Regions from separate parts of the Homo sapiens genome. Here region 2 is linked to region 1. Evidence: read pairs that join two places in POLR2A ChIA-PET (ENCODE). Cell type or tissue: K562. All regions are shown on one strand.

Region 1 (8,000 bases):
TGCCCTTTTGTGCCTGTATGTTGTTTCATCTGTCTACCCTTTCTGGATGAAAGCTCCATGGGAGCAGTAATTCACCACTGTACTCCAGCACTTGGAAAAGTGCCTAGGTGCATGGTAGGTTAATCTGCTCCCAAACCAGGTCTGATTCTTAACTCCCAGAGACAACATCCTACCATCTGAGGGTTCTGTTTACCAGCTCTAGCTCCAGCCAGTATTTATTCACCACACATTCTCTAGAGTCCTGACCCACTCCCCTTGCCAAATCTCACACATTCTTCTGCTTGTTCCTGACACCTACAGAATTGTTTAAACTTGGCACATATGGTCCTTTAGAGGCTAACGCTGGTCAGCTTTACCAGTCTCTTCTCCAGTTAACCGCTCCATGCTCTAATCCTACAGAATTTCTCACCAGTTCCTGCTGTGTTTCATGCCTTTATCCATGCGGGCTCTAGATGGGATGCCTTATCCTCTTCTCTGGCAAATCCACCCATTCACTCAACAAATATTTACTGAATGTTTAATATGCGCATACTGTGTAAAGGACTGGAGAATCAAAGAAAAATAAGACAAGAGTCTGCCAGTCTGGCTGGTATGAGAGTCAGACAACTCAGCCAACACAACACTATGGGAAGAGAACAGTAACAGGGATGAGTGGCCCATAATCAGAACAGGATGTGGCAGGAGGGCGTTTTAAGGGAGAAAGTCTTCCGGGATGAGGTAAAATGCCTGAGCTGAGTCTTGACAAGGAAGTACAGGCTGATTAGGTAAACCAGGGAGGAGATGACATTTTAGGAAGTGTTAAATGATCACAAAGTCCTCCTCAGTATTATTATAAAAGTCTCTATTTCCTCATTTTCTAAATGAATTTAACTGCTTCATGGAAGACATGGAATTCAGGGTCAAGTGGGAGAGACGTCAGTGCGTGAGAACTTCAGTGCTGTGAGTCCCGCCACAATGGTTAAGGGATAACTGTATTCAAAAAAGTTATTTCTTATTCATTTTGATGGCTACTTTTATGACTAGCATTATCAACTATAATTCTGCATTAACAGTTACATATTATAGTGAACTTCTGTTGCTTTTTAGCTCTCAGAGTTTATTTCCCTCCATTTGATGGCAGCACCCTAATTTCATCTTGGGGAATCATTTGTCCCCTCTTGCTTTTTAAAATTTTAATTCTTAATTATTATGGGTACATAACAGTTATATATATAGATGGGGTATGTGATGTTTTGATACAGGCATACAATATGTAATGATCAAATCAGGGCCCTTATCATTTCTTTGTGTTAGAACATTCTAATTCTGCTCTTTTACTTATTTTAAATTACACAGTAAATTGTTAACAAATGTGAACAGTAAGTTGTTCACAACAGTTAACAATTTACTGTAGCCCTGTTGTGCTACCAAATACTAGATCATATTCATTGTAACTGTATTTCTGTTCCCCTTAACCATTCCCAGGGTCCTCTATAGTCCTGGGATTATAAAACCGAGATGCTTATTTTCCTCACCAAATTTCAAAGATTTGAAAGCGGAATACTCTCTCCTAGATTTTGAATCCTGATTGAAGAGATCAAAAGAGAATATAAGAAGTTAGAACTCATTTCTGGGGCACCACCTCGATGAAAAAGCTGACAAGTTCCTGCTACCCAGAGCCCTGCAGTTGCCACAGCTCAATCTCTTCTCAACCTGGTGCCCAGCTTTTCCTGTTGATTCTGCAACTAGGCCAGTCATCTTTTCAAAAATTCCTTTTCTGCTTGTTGACTATCTCTGCTATTTGCAACCAGAAGTATTTAGATAAAATATTTTTAAAATGTATATGTCACCTTTTTCCTAATTATGATGCAAACTTATCGCAGAAAACTCGTAATTCTATACATTAGATACAACTAATGTTAACATCTTAGTGTTTCCTTCTACTCTTCTATTCTAAATATATATACATATATACTTCTTTAAAAATAGTTGAGTAATTAGAAGTAGAGTGACTATATTTATATCAGACAAAAGAAGCCTTAAGATAAAAAAAATTACTAGAGACAAAGAGGGACATTTCATAATGATAAAAGGTTCACAATTCAAACATGTAATTTAAAAATTTCATTTGTAATACCATCAAAAGGGATACAATACTGAAGAATAAATTTAGGGCCAGGCGCAGTGGCTCACAGCTGTAATCCCAGCACTCTGGGAGGCCTAGGCAGGTGGATCACCTGAGGCCAGGAGTTAGAGACCAGCCCGGCCAACATGGCAAAACCCCATCTCTACTAAAAACATAAAAATTAGCCTCATGTGATGGCACACGCCTGTAATCCTAGCTACTTCGGAGGCTAAGGCATGAGAATCACTTGAACCCAGGAGGCGGAGGTTGCAGTGAGCTGAGATGAGATCGTGATGCTGCACTCCAGCTTGGGCAACTGAGCAAGACTCACTCAGCCTCAAAAAAAAAAAAAAAAAAAAAAAAGATGAACCAGTTTTGAAGTAACTGAAGAATTTAAGTATATTTGGCCCTATCCCTTCCTTGAAGAAACCATTTTTTAATTGTTTTTAATTATTTGCATAGCTTTAAATAATATACTCATGCTGATATTTGAGCTATAACTTTAGATTTTATCTTTCGACTTCCTGCTACATACATAGGCCTTTAGCTCACCACTACCACCCTTCCCCAGACCTTCTCAATTTCTTATACTTAAAATATTTTGTTCTTTATAAATGTAAACGATATTTATTTAAACCTGTATTTCTTGTTCCATCAATTCTCATGAAGTAATTTTATAAGATACTTTCTCAACCTTCCCATCACTCCCTCCACCTCCTAATTTGCCAGCTTTTCTATTTTGTCAAGATTAACTTTTATATTCTGGTCTGTAAAAACTGTGTTTTTATCAATTCTTATAGTTAAGTAAGTGATGTTCAAATTATTTCTAGGTAAATACTGCTCTTGGTGGCACCTAGCAGACTAATATGACTAGTCATTTTCTCTCTGTTGTTCCAATATTGCAACCCTATGCAATCCTCACAAATGACTGAATCAGAAGGTAACACTTACAGTAACAGCCTGAGTTTTCCCCAGTCCCACAAACTAATGAATTAAAATGGTTTGGCTCTGTGTCCCCACCCAAATCTCAAGTCAAACTATAATTCCCAATGTTGGAGGTGGGGCCTGGTGGGAGGTGACTGGATCACGGGTGCTAATGGTTTGGCACCACCCCTCACCCCCTTGTGCTGTCTTGTGATAGAGTAGAGTTCTCATGAGACCTGGTTGCTTAAAAGTGTGTAGCACCTCCCCCTTCACACTCTCTCCTGCCACCATGAGAAGATATGACTGCTTCCCCTTTGCCTCCTGCCAGGATTGTTAAGTTTCCTGAGGCCTCCCCAGCCATGCCTCTTGTACAGCGTGAGGAACTGTGAGTGAATTAAACCTCTTCTCTTCATAAATCACTCAGTCTCAGGTAGTTCTCTATAGCAGTGTAAGAACAGACTAATTCATGAACCAATCTGTTACTCTTAAGGTAAATTGCTACCACAGAGAGAAACTAAAACACAATGAATTGAACTAAGTTAATTTATTTCTTGCTTATAAAACAGTCTTAGTGCCAAGCACATAGGTTGGCAGGGTGGCTCTGTCCTTAAGGTCATCTAAGGACCTAAGTTCCTTCCATTCTGTTGATCTCCCATGGGTACACTCCTCACCCATATGTCTGGAGCTGGCTCGTCCTACAGCTGCTTCTAGCCTTCTAGATAAGGAGAAAAGTCCACAGCAAGTGGCTTCATATTTTGTAATGATTTGGAAGTGACACACATCATTTGTGCATATCCCAGTAGCCTAAAAGTTAGTTAGACACACAGCCATAATTACTGCAAGGAAAGCTGAGACACAAGGATTACCTAGGCTGCCATGTGGACAACTACAACCTAGGGTTTTCTTTCTAAAGCACAAGGAAAAATCAGACATGACAGACAATTTGCAACCTGACCTATACTGTTCTGAAAACACTTTGAAATAAGTCACTAACGTCCTGTAAATGCCAAGTCTAGTCAACATATATAGTATCTGAACAGTGATATTCCTAACTCATTATGGTCCTAACTCTCAAGACAGTATTATCTCCACATTCTCCTGTCTAGCCTGCCTCTCCCTCCCACACCAACTCCTTCTACTCTCCCCTGCCTTCCTTTACTTTCTCTGGCTGTCCTTTATACAGGATTCAGGTCTTTAACACTCTTTATAACTTGCTCAACGTGCTCTTCCTAATCATCTCATCCATGTCCAACCTTTATTGTCCTCATTCTGAGGACTGGCTTTCAGACTTACCTACTTTAAGTTCCATAAATACCTTGAATTCAACCTCTCCCAAAATGAATCTGTAATCTTTTCCTATAAACCTTGCTCCTTTTTCAATATTCTCCAACAAGGTGAAGAACACTACCATCTTCCAGAAGATGTGGAGACAGTATGCAGTTCTTGTTTACTTAAGTCTTCAGACCATACTATTAAGATTTCCCATCTGTCCTTGGTTCTCCATTGCTACCATCACTTTTTTAGTTCAGGTATAAACATTTGGATGCAATGATTTCTTTCTTTTTTTTTTTTTGAGATGGAGTCTCGCTCTGTCACCCAGGCTGGAGTGCAGTGGCACAACCTCGGCTCACTGCAACCTCCGCCTCTTGGGTTCAAGCAATTCTCCTGCCTCAGCCTCCCGAGTAGCTGGGATTACAGGTGCATACCACCATGCCTGACTAAATTTTTTTGTATTTTTAGTAGAGATAGGGTTTCACTGTGTTAGCCAGGCTGGCCTCGATCTCCTGACCTTGTGATCCGCCCACCTTAGCGTCCCAAAATGCTGGGATCACAGGCGTGAGCCACTGCGCCCGGCCTTTTTTATTACACAACTCTAATTCAGACTCTACATGTTTGGGTGTTCTTTCTCAAATGCCAGTCTGATCATACTGTTCATATACCTAAAAGCCTTTAATGGCATTCTCACGAAATAGAATAAAGATAAATAACATGACACATAAAGGCATAATCTGTTCACTACCTACCTCTCTAGTCATAGGCCTTGCTAAATCCTTTCTACCTGACTGTGTGGCTACGCCAAACAACGTACTGTACTCTAATACATCATGGTTTCTTTCTTGTCCCTGTGACTTTTCTCATTGTTGCTTCTGCTTGGGATGGTGCCCCAATTCTCTACTGGACTCTTAGACACTAAGTTTCTAAGGTTCAGCTCAAGTGTCAACTGCTTTATGAAATTACAATTGTGGTACCTGGAGCTGTAATGACATTCTTATTCATAACACACTATCCCCTTAACTTCCAAGACCACAATTGCCCTCTTCTTCCTTCGGGTCTTTACACATTGCATATAACTCTTGTCACAGCAACCACAATGCTTCAAGGCACTGATTGTTTTACATATTTGTCTCCTTTTACCAGACTAACTATGTTGAGGGCAGGAACAAGGCTTATTAGTCTTTGCGATCCCAAGGCCTTGCACAGGCCCAATAAGAGGTAATCAATACATGTTTATTGATACAGGCCGGGCACAGTGGCTCACGCCTGTAATGTCAACACTTTGGGAGGCCAGGGTGGGCAGATCACCTGAGGTCAGGAGTTCAAGACCAGCCTGGTCAACATGGCGAAACCCCGTCTGTACTAAAAATGCAAAAATTAGCCAGGCATGGTGGCAGGCACCTGTAATCCCAGCTACTGGGGAGGCTGAGGCAGAAGAATCGCTTGAACCCAGGAGGCGGAGGTTGCAGTGAGCCTAGATTGTGCCACTGCACTCCAGCCTGGGTGACAGAGTGAGACTCCGTCTCAAACAAACAAAAAAAACGGATACAAATAGGAACTAAAAATATAAGGAACTTGATAAAATAATTATAGTATTAAATTGGCAGATTTAAAGACAGACTGCTGTGAATATATCAACAAAGCATTTCCATTGTGAACAGGCTGCCTGCCTACTAGCACACTATATAACATACCCACTTATTTTCAGGTAATTGCAACATAGAAGTCCCTTTATTGCTGACATCTGATTACAATCAGAACTAGGTTCATTTGCCTACAGCATGATTCTGCTGATTTTTCTGAAGTTTTCTGGAGGAGAAAAAGGTTGCTATGGCCAAGTTAAAGTGACCCAAACAGACAGGCTGTTTGTCATTCTAGGGAGTAAACGTTTTTAAGGCATTGCAAGTAATTTATTGATCTTCAAATGCCACACTTGTAGATAATCAAGTATTATTTGATAGTGTGAGGTCAAACATGCAGAATGTTTAAAAAAACTTCAAGTCATGCTATCTCCACCCATAAATAATTTACAATCTAGCTGGAAAGATAAGATATACCCACATGAAACAACAAGAACATATCTTTACCTGCTTGTCACCTTTATCTACTTCTTACTTCAGACAGCCTAATTCCCCTGTATATTATCAGTTCTTAGCATGTAAAAATAGGCCAAGAAAACTGGATTAGTAACATTTTAAGGATGAAACTCTCAAACTCCTCAGAGGTTATCTGACATTATCTTGACAAGAGGCTTTTGTCAAGGTTTTGAAGATGCTGATTATAGTTATACTGATAAATTGACAGAATAACAAGCAGCTTTGTTTCCATGCAAAATTTAAAAAATTTACAAATAAAATCAGGCAAAAAATTAGCACTTCTATATATATATAGATCTCCAAGTGCTAACTGGATACACACACACACACACACACACACACACACAAAACCTCTCTCTCTCTCTTGAACCAAATATAAATACAGTCAACTACATATATAGTCATCCCTCTGTGTGTGAGGGGGATTGGTTCCTAACTCCCTCTTGGATACCCAAATCCCTTATATAAAATGGCTTAGGATTTGCATATAACATACACACTTTATATACTTTTGTATACTTTAAATTATCTATAGATTACTTATAATACCTAATACAACGTAAACACTATATAAATACACTTGACCCTTGAACGACATGGGTTTGAACTGTGCAGGTCCAATTATAAGCAGATATTTTTCAATAAAAGTTACATGGAGTGTGCCTGCCTCTCCTGTCCCTCCTTCCACCTCTTCCTCCTCTGAGACAGCAAGACCAACCCCCAATTCCTCCTCCTCAAGCTACTTGAAGCAAAGAAAATGAGGATAAAGGTCTTTATGGTAACCTACTTCCACTTAATGAATAGTAAATGTAGTTTGTCTTTGTAATGATTTTCTTAATAGTCTTTTCTCCAGCTTACTTTACTGTAACAATGAAGTATATAACTCATACAAAAAATATGTGTTGACTGTCTGTTTATGTCATCTATATGCTTCCGGTGAACAGTAAGCTATTAGTTTTTTGGGAGTCAAAAATTCTATGTGGATTTTTGACTGTGCAGGGGTTGGCAACCCTAAACCCCTGCATTGTTCAAGGGTCACCCAGTTGTTATACTGTATTGCTTTTTAATTTATATTATTTGTAATTATTGTGCTATTATTTTTCTGAATCTATTTTTGATCTGTGGTTGAATCCATGGATGCAAAACCTATGGCTATGGAGGGCAAACTGTGTGTTATCTCTACATATGCATATGGATTTACCTATCTACATATACACACAGATAAACACACACACATACCCTTCCCCCTTGGAATATAACCAATTACTTCAGAAAATTTTCTTTAGCAACCATGGTTTTGAATGGTCAATTCACTTTGGAAAGAAAGCAATTTAGAATCAAATACAAAACAAATATCTGAAAGGACTAAGACTGCAGTTGAGGATTAAAGTCAATTCAAGGAATATTTGCAATGTTTCTAGTTTAACATTTTATGACAGACACTTATCAGGTCAGGATTCTAGCAACCTTATGTTGATTTGAACTGACAGGAAGTGAATATAAAACTTTAAAAAACCATTGAAACAGCTTTACAGAGTTCAAGCTCTTCATCATTCCATAGAAGCATGCTGGTGTCCTCACTCAGAAATTTTTATTTCAAA
Region 2 (8,000 bases), 590 kb before region 1:
GATAAAAGGTGGTGGCTCAGACCAAAGTGATGGTGAAGGTGAAGATGGGCAAAACTGAATGGGAAGAAATGTTTAGAAGGTAAAGTCAACAGAACTTGGTGATGAATTGGCCATGGGGTGGAATAAGGGAGAAGGAAGTATTAGAGATGGCATGGGGTTTTGGGGCTTTTTGATGTGATGGAAGGTGGGGATTTGTATTGGGTTAGAGAAAACTGGAAGAGGCCCAGGCTTGGAGTGGATGAACATACATGCAGTTGTTGAGTTCAAGGAGAATTGAGACATCCAAGTGAGAATGTCAAGGAGGCATATGTACATACAAAGGGTCTCCCAGGAGAGAGATGGAGATGTCAACACTGAGAGTCAACTCTGCATACATGGTCACTGACATCATAGGCGTGGATGAGAAGGCCCAGAGAAAGAGGACAGCATGAGGAGTGGACAGGAGGCCACTTGCCTGACAATAACATCTTAAGAATAGCCTCAAGGTACCTGCCTCAAGGGCACACAGGTCAGTCCAGGAACAGCAGCTGGAAGAAGGGGAGAACCACATTGTTAGGGTTCCCGGGCTAAGGTTCCAGTCACTGTGGTCCCACCTGATTCAAGAACTGTTGAGTGAGATCCTTGAGCAGAGAGAGGAAGCCGGGACCAGGCGGAAGGGCACTAAGCAGTGGGAAAGGGGCCCTTGGGGGCCAGGACCAGCCTTCCTTCCATGCCTCCCTTCGGCAGCACAGCCCCTGGCTGGGCTCCCTCCAGACAGGACCACTGGAACCACATAAGCCAGACCAATGCATCAAGACTGGCAGGGCCGATATGTGTCATGTTGGGCCTTGATCTGACCCTGGGGGGAATAGACACAGGAAAGGTGTGTAAACTAAAAATAAAATCCTAAGCCCCCCAACTGGCTGAACGGATCCCCTCTTGGCCAAGGGGTGCCCGGAGAATCTTGAAAAACTAAATTCCTGGCTATCATGGAACTGAGATCAGACACAACTATTACACCTGCCTCCTTTTTGCAGTTTAGACACAATGACTGAGCAGCATTAATGCTACAACAGAGGTCATAAGCCTGACGGAACAGACTGTTTGTGGCAATAAGATACCAAATTATCAACAGGACCTAGGACCATGCCAGAGAAGAGTTAAGTCATGCACCCCCCACACTTAAAGAATAAACTATGTCCAACTGCCACAAGGGTCTTCCTTTTCTCCAGCCACTAAACAAGCAGTGGCCTCAAGATAAGCAATATTGAAACAATTACAACACTTGCAGCTCACAGGCATGGACTAACCTCCTGTTCTACCAGCCATAACCACAGCTTTCATTGGACAAGAGGCTGATTGCAGTAACTCTCCTGAATAAGAAGGCCACTGACCATGGACTGGTTCTGGCCGGTTTACAGAGGCTGCACACTTGAGTGCCTTTGTGTCTCTGCTCAACTTTTGACGTGTAGGGCCTAACTGTAGTGCATTTAAATGTTAAGTCTCCACCCCAAGGTGAACATGGGTCGCATGTTACATGCATGTTTAATCCAGTGCGTCAGGACCACTTTCATGAGTATTCATAGTTCCTTCTGTAACCTGTTGAATACATATGTTTAGCCAACCCATTCCGCATAAAGCCCTGCCCCAGCTCCTCCTCCTCCTAAGGGCCTGTCTCTGGCCTTGGCTGGGGGCTACACTTCCCAGCCTGCGGGATAGGCACTTTGCGGGCTGTAACCCTTTACAAAAAATAAAGTCTCCTTTTCTAAGTGTACAGATCTTGTGATTTTTTTAAGTAAACGGGTGGGGGCTGGGCAACCTCTTCATTCCTCTCCCCACATCTGCCAGCTGGTGGTGAAGAAGGGGTCCCTTCACATGCTGAAGTTCACTCTCAGAGGCTCGGGGGCCCCGAAGCACAGGCTGTGCTGGTGGGAAGCCCACGCAGCCAACGTGGCTCTCAAAGTTTCCCTTCCAGGACCAGGCCTGCCCTCTCTGCCCCCCAGCTACCACCCAGGGAGGCAGCCCCAGCCAAGAGGAAGAGCCTGGCACCTAGAGGTACTTAGGACCCATGGAGAAGGATGTGCAGGGGTCCTGGAGCCACCTCTCTGCCCCCACAGTGCCATTTATTTCTTCACCCTCACTGGCCGATAGCCAGGCTTTCAGCCTGACTCCCAGGGACCCAGAAGCATGAGCAGGTGCGGTGGCAGTATGGGTCGTGCAGAAACTGAGCCCCCAGTTTTGAATGGTGGCTTCAGACCAGAAGCGCACTGAACTGAGAGTGCCGGATGTGGCCCAGACACTGGGTTCAGGACCAGTTTCTTCCAGCCACATTCTTGCCAGCACCCTCCAGGTCTCCATGAAGAGTCTCCCTTCCAGGTGCCAGGGCTCTAATGCACTCCCAGCCTCCCCTGCAGGGTGGGCTTTGCTCCCTGGAGCATCTCCCTGCCTCCCCACTCAGGCCCTGCCTGGGTTTCCTCAATGGCTCCCCTCTCCAGCCAACCTCATGGTGCAGGGGGAGGGTGAACACATCTGGGCCTTGAGCACGTGTCACCAGAAGCAGGTACCACCTACCCCTCTCTTCCTCCCATTTTATGCCCAGGAACTGGTTACCTGGACTTTGCTTGCCTTGAACACACTAAGACAATGCAGACCTCACTCCAATGGCCGGTCAAGGCCTTCAGTTAGATGGTCAGACAGCTTCCTGTTGATGGTGATTGGGAGCAGGAGGAGTGTGGCTGGAAAATGGCTCCGGCAGGGAGCAGGACTCTGCCCTTGTTGGCACTTGTCATCTATACATTGGCGGGAGCAGGAAGAAAGCAGTGGAGGGGCTTGTCACAAGATAAAGTGCCCATCCCCTCAGCCACAGAACACTAGGAGAAGAGACCCAAGCTCTCCTAGGAGTCAGAAGGAGCATCCGTGTCCATGTGAGCCAGGACAACCCCATCCAGCCCAGCCACAGCTCTAACCTGTTCACATCCAGGCTCCCTCTCATTTCCTCCCTTATTCTCTCCTTTTTTGCAGCAGTCTGGGGTAGCCTCCTCACGCCAATGGGCAGGCCAGGGTCACCCCCAAAAGTGCCTGCACCAGGGGCCCTATCAGTAGCTTCGACATGCATCCACCTGCTCCAGAAGCCAAGGATCTGCTTCTGCCGCATTAGCCTCCCCAGACAGCTGCCTGCCACCCACAGAGCTTCCTTGGCACAGCTGGAATCCCTGGAGCTGGGGCAAGATGCCCACATGCCTGGGCTCCTGCTATGGGCCTGTGAGTACAGCAGGGGTGACTTAGGGCACACTGCCCTCCGCAGGAGGCATCCCCTTCAAATTCTGTGGCAAGAGAGAGAAACTGTCACTCATGGCCATCTGTTCTGTCTTCTCCTTCCCGCAAGGCGCCCAATCCCTGCCTTTTCTTGTTTGAGCTGGAAAGTACAAGCCACCTGACTGGGATTCTGACCGCAAGCTCAGCCCCTGTAATGGCCTTCACTCCATTGTCAGAAAAGTCTTCCTAAGTCACGGTATCTGTTTCCTAATGGAGCTGGACTTAAGAGAACCTCATAAGAAGGCTGAGTTCACTGCAAGGGTTAATGAGGAAATCTTTAGAAAGGGGCCAGGCTGCCTGCCATGGAACAGGAGCAATCAGGACTCCTCTGAAGACCCCCACCCATGCTGTTTGCAGGCCTGAGGCACAGATCCAAATGAAGGCTTACGTACTACACACTGTGTGTCTATGGATTGAAAAGTTACAAGGCCAGCTAACTGTGAAATGAATATGCTCCATCGCCCAACCTTGATGAATATACCTTCAAAACCACCTGGTAGCTGACTTGCATTTGGAATGCAGACTCCTTGAATTCTGTGCTCAAATGGGGTGGCACAGGGAGAACAGACCTCAGCTTACAGCCCACCCCCTGCTCCATCCCACACAACAGTCCTTGGGTGTGTGCAAATGGACATCCCTGTCCTAACATCTGAGCTCTTCCATGTTCCCCCTCCCCAGCACCTTCCCTTGGTTACTCTTTTGTGAGGCCTAGGAGTGCACACCTGAGAAAGAGGCTTGCACAGGCTCTGCAAGTGGCAGAATCTTAGAATGAGAGTGTGGTCTATACAGAGGGGTCCAGGTTGGCATGTTCCTTTGGCCCCAGATTCTTTGCCCCATGTAGAGGGCATACCCAGAGGACGGCCAGAGTGGGCCCCTCTAGCAAGGCCTAAGGATGATCCTGGTAGGGCAGCACAGCCGCTCACTCTGCTACTAACAGGTGGCCAGCAGGCGGAACTACAAGCCTCGGAAACAGTGCCTCCCAAGTCCCCTCCCAAGTTGTCCTCTTGCCCCTATTGTGCAACTCTCCGCCACTCAGACTCCCAGCAATCAAATCAGATCATTTACAAAGGTGGAAGTAGAATATGGGAGAACTATATTGGATATCCAGTAACCCAGGGCTAGTAACAGTGAAGGCACTGTTACCACCCTTAGATCCAAGGGCAAAGGAGAGAAAAGGGACTGGTCCCTAGGAGGAGAAAGTCACATTGAGGAAAATAAGTTGAGAATGTGTGACCTTTGGCTGAGGGGTTCCAGTTTTCTCCCGGGTAGGGATCCAAGAGACTAAAGATTATGGCCTCACTCTCCTTCTTTCCTCTAATATTTGACTTGTGTTCCCCATTGGCCAAACTCAACCAAAGCCAGAGAGCACAGGAACCTGTTGGTGTAGCCCAGATAGGTTGGCCTCCAGGGCAGAGCATAGGATGGAGAAGGGTGGAAAATGGGTCCAGAGAAGCAATGGGAAAATATTGGAAGAGCCAGATGCTGTGGCTCATGCCTGTAATCCCAACAAATTGGGAGGCAGAAGTGGAAGGATTGCTTGAGCCCAGGAGTCTGAGGCTTCAGTGAGCTATGATTATGCCACTGCACTCCAGCCTGGAGTGAGACCCCATCTCTAATATATATGTATATTGTGCACAGCTACTAAATTATAATAACCCAGATAAAAGTAATCAGCAGCAAAGATAGAAAAAGGTTTGCATTTGTCAGCTCATGGATGCAAGAGGTACAGAGTGTTTGGCTACAGTGGGCATGTGCTGAAAAAAATTAAAAGTTTAAAAAAACTTTTAAGCTGGGCATTTGTGAACAGAGTTTTCTCTCATGACCAATCAAAACTGAAATCTTGATAACTTTGCATGTGTCCGATATCATGCTCTGAGTTGCTCAGGCAGAATTGCCAGGCAGCTCACACAGGTAATGGTAATGCTCCACCTGTGTTTCCCAACCCAAAAAGGTCTGGAGTCTTCCCAGAAAGGCCCAGCTCAGTGTAAGATGGAGGCTACAGCCCAGGGTCACTCCCTGGCCGTGGCTTGCCCACACCCTTCCACACTTCGCCAGTACTGACAAAGGCAGCCTAGAAACAGGGGTCAGAGAGGCAGAGTGTGTTGGGGGAAATGGAAGGTTTCATGCATACTGGGTGTGAAGGGACGGTGGACATTGAGTGGAAATAGCCAGCCAGCAGCTGGACATGCAGGACTCCAGCCCATAGGGAAAAAGTGGCTGGATGTGGGGGAGGACTACACCTCCTCCAACAGCAGCTGGCCCAGAGACCAGCATTCACATGCAGACCAGGGATCTACAACCCATGGAGGAGCAGGCCCATTTTCCCCCATTTCTTTTTCCTCTTCACTTTTCCCCTTTTCCCAACCACTTGCTCAACTCCCTGACCCCTGCCCTACATGTCCTTCCCTTTCTTCTACCGTCACTGCACTGAGAAGGCGATTGCACTTTCCTTACTTCATCTAAAACCTAACGATGGGCAGTATCCACCTACAAGGACCAGTTTCCAAATGAAACATCATGAAATTTAGATAGGCTACATTAAAAGAAAATCAAAAGGCATGATGCAAACTGGCTGTGATATTGGATACTTAAATGGAAATCCTACACAGTTTTCCATCAAAATGTCATCTGATCTGAGAGCATATGTACCGGCGAGAAGTGAAGTTTTCTGAATATCTGACATGAAACCTTCTCCGGGGAGCTGTTCTCTCAGCCTGACTTAGCTCAGCCTGACAAACAAACACCCGCTCAGTTCATCTTGAGCAGCGCTGATCTGAATGGGCCACATGCCAGGTTTCGCATCGTCCCTGGCAGATCTCTTAATTAACTTGCTGATACTGTCACTGTTTTGGAATGGAGCCCTACCTCTGCTATTTTAAGAGGCTTGTACTAGGAGCCCACTGTCATTCAGCCAGCCTGTCCTCATGCGTGACTTGAATGTGGGCACCATCGTGGCACAGGAAAGGGACGCTGTCTGTGTGAGGCAGCCAGGAGAATCTCATGTCACTTTTTTAGGTCTCTTCGGCCCCACATCTTTCTCCCACCTCCTCCCTGCCAGGGTTTCCAGATCAGCTCCTGCCTTCAACTAATCCATCAACCAACACCATGGCCCTAAGAAGCAAGCCTGGGAGAAGGGCTTCATTGATTGGGATAAGCCTTGAGGCCTTGGAGCCCTCCACCCCCACCCCAGGGAAGAGGACTGAGTAGCACCCTGCACAAGTGAGTTGTAGGTCAAGTCCCAGTATGGACCAGCTAGTTTTGCCACATTCCCAGTCATACACGACAGCTGTGGCCTTGGCCAATCATCTGGCAAATGGATGCCACAGTTGCAAGGTATTGAAGTAAGAATGAACAGGGAAGAATTTTCAAAATTACTTACTGCAAATCCCTCGTTTTATAGATGAGGAAACTGACCCACAAAGCAAAGCAACATAGGTATTCAGTGGTCACACAGGTGGTAGAGGTCCCACAGAAGTGGGGTCCAGGTTTCCTAACATCGAGTGTGTCACATGTCAACCGTGCGTATCCCAACCACTGGTAACGTTTAAGTCCTGACGGCTGGTCAAGAAAACCATCCTCACCTAAGAAGAGGAGGACATCATGGGCATTACTGAGGGGATTCTCTAAGGACATGAAGGGTGCTGCCCACTGAAGAATGAGCTATCTTTACAGGACCATTTGGAATTATAAGAGAATATTCGATTGAGTGGTTTCCTATCTCCTTTAGTTGAAGAGTCTCACATTTAGACCGGAGAAGAGGAATGGAGGGTGTAACAGAGATATGAGGTTTTGCTGAAGATAGTAACAACTAACAGTCAAACAAGTAAGAGTGTACTTTAATGGAAATTAAGAGTGAACACATAAAGAGATGAAGAATGAGAGTTAATAATAAAACTTTTAGTGTTATTTGCAAAGGAGATGAAGAATCGTGTATTTTTTAAAATGTTAGTCTCCACTGACTACCTCCGTTTCTTCACTTCCCATTCACTTTTTTAAAAACATGCAAGGATGTTTAATGCGGCATTATTCATAGTAGCAAAAACAACACAAAAATTATAAAACTGGAAGAAGTAAACGCCTACCAATTGGAAAATGGCTGAATAAACTCTGGTACGCCAACACCATTGAATAAAAGCCAAATAAAAAAACATAACCCAACAAATTGAATGAGGAAGCAGGTATGAGAATTTAGCTATCCTCCACCAAGCCAGACATCAAAGAAACTCACAAAAATGCAAAAACTAGTGCCACCTTCTACTCTGATTCTTGTTCCTGAAAATATAGGTATTCCTCATCAAATACATTAACTGTGCTAACATGTATGGGTTTATTATTGTCACCCTAAATGAATTGATACATAAATATCCCAACAACAGTTCTTGAATGAGGACCACCAGGAAACTACAAATTCAATTTGAAAAAAAAATTAGACAACCCAAGAGAAAAATTGGCCAAGAATCCAAGCAGACCTTATGAAAAGAAAATCCAAATGACTGCCAACTACATTAAAAGGTTCTCAATAATTTTATTACTAAATGTGTGTGTGTGTGCACGTGTGTGTGTGCGCACATGCATGTGTGTGTGTTAGTACTGCACTAATGTTAATTTCCTGGTTTGGGTCACTGTCCTGTAGTTCTGTAACATGTTAGCATTAGGAGAAGTTGAGTGAAGGATATATGGGAATTCTCGGTACTGTTTTGCAACTT

Evidence for each region. Peaks named below come from ENCODE experiments on the same cell type or tissue, not always from the same donor. Only the 100,000 strongest peaks of a DNase experiment are listed, where the experiment ranks them.
Region 2: POLR2A ChIA-PET joins it to region 1 with 5 read pairs; 1 of 35 experiments calls an interaction of 5 or more read pairs at or near these places.

Annotation. Positions count from the first base shown.
Region 1 is chr7:135,930,656-135,938,655 of GRCh38, forward strand. All of the region lies in intron 3 of MTPN (myotrophin), which reads right to left. Among named protein-coding and RNA genes, the nearest start is that of MTPN, 43 kb to the right of the region's middle. In K562, no CTCF peak of the experiment used is centred here; DNase peaks (open chromatin) are centred at 3,266, 3,715 and 4,132.
Region 2 is chr7:135,336,999-135,344,998 of GRCh38, forward strand. No RefSeq gene overlaps it. Among named protein-coding and RNA genes, the nearest start is that of STRA8, 110 kb to the left of the region's middle. RefSeq lists enhancers at 1,621-2,122, 2,123-2,622. In K562, a CTCF peak has its summit at 4,229 (motif pointing right); a DNase peak (open chromatin) is centred at 4,264; H3K27me3 peaks cover 4,809 bases.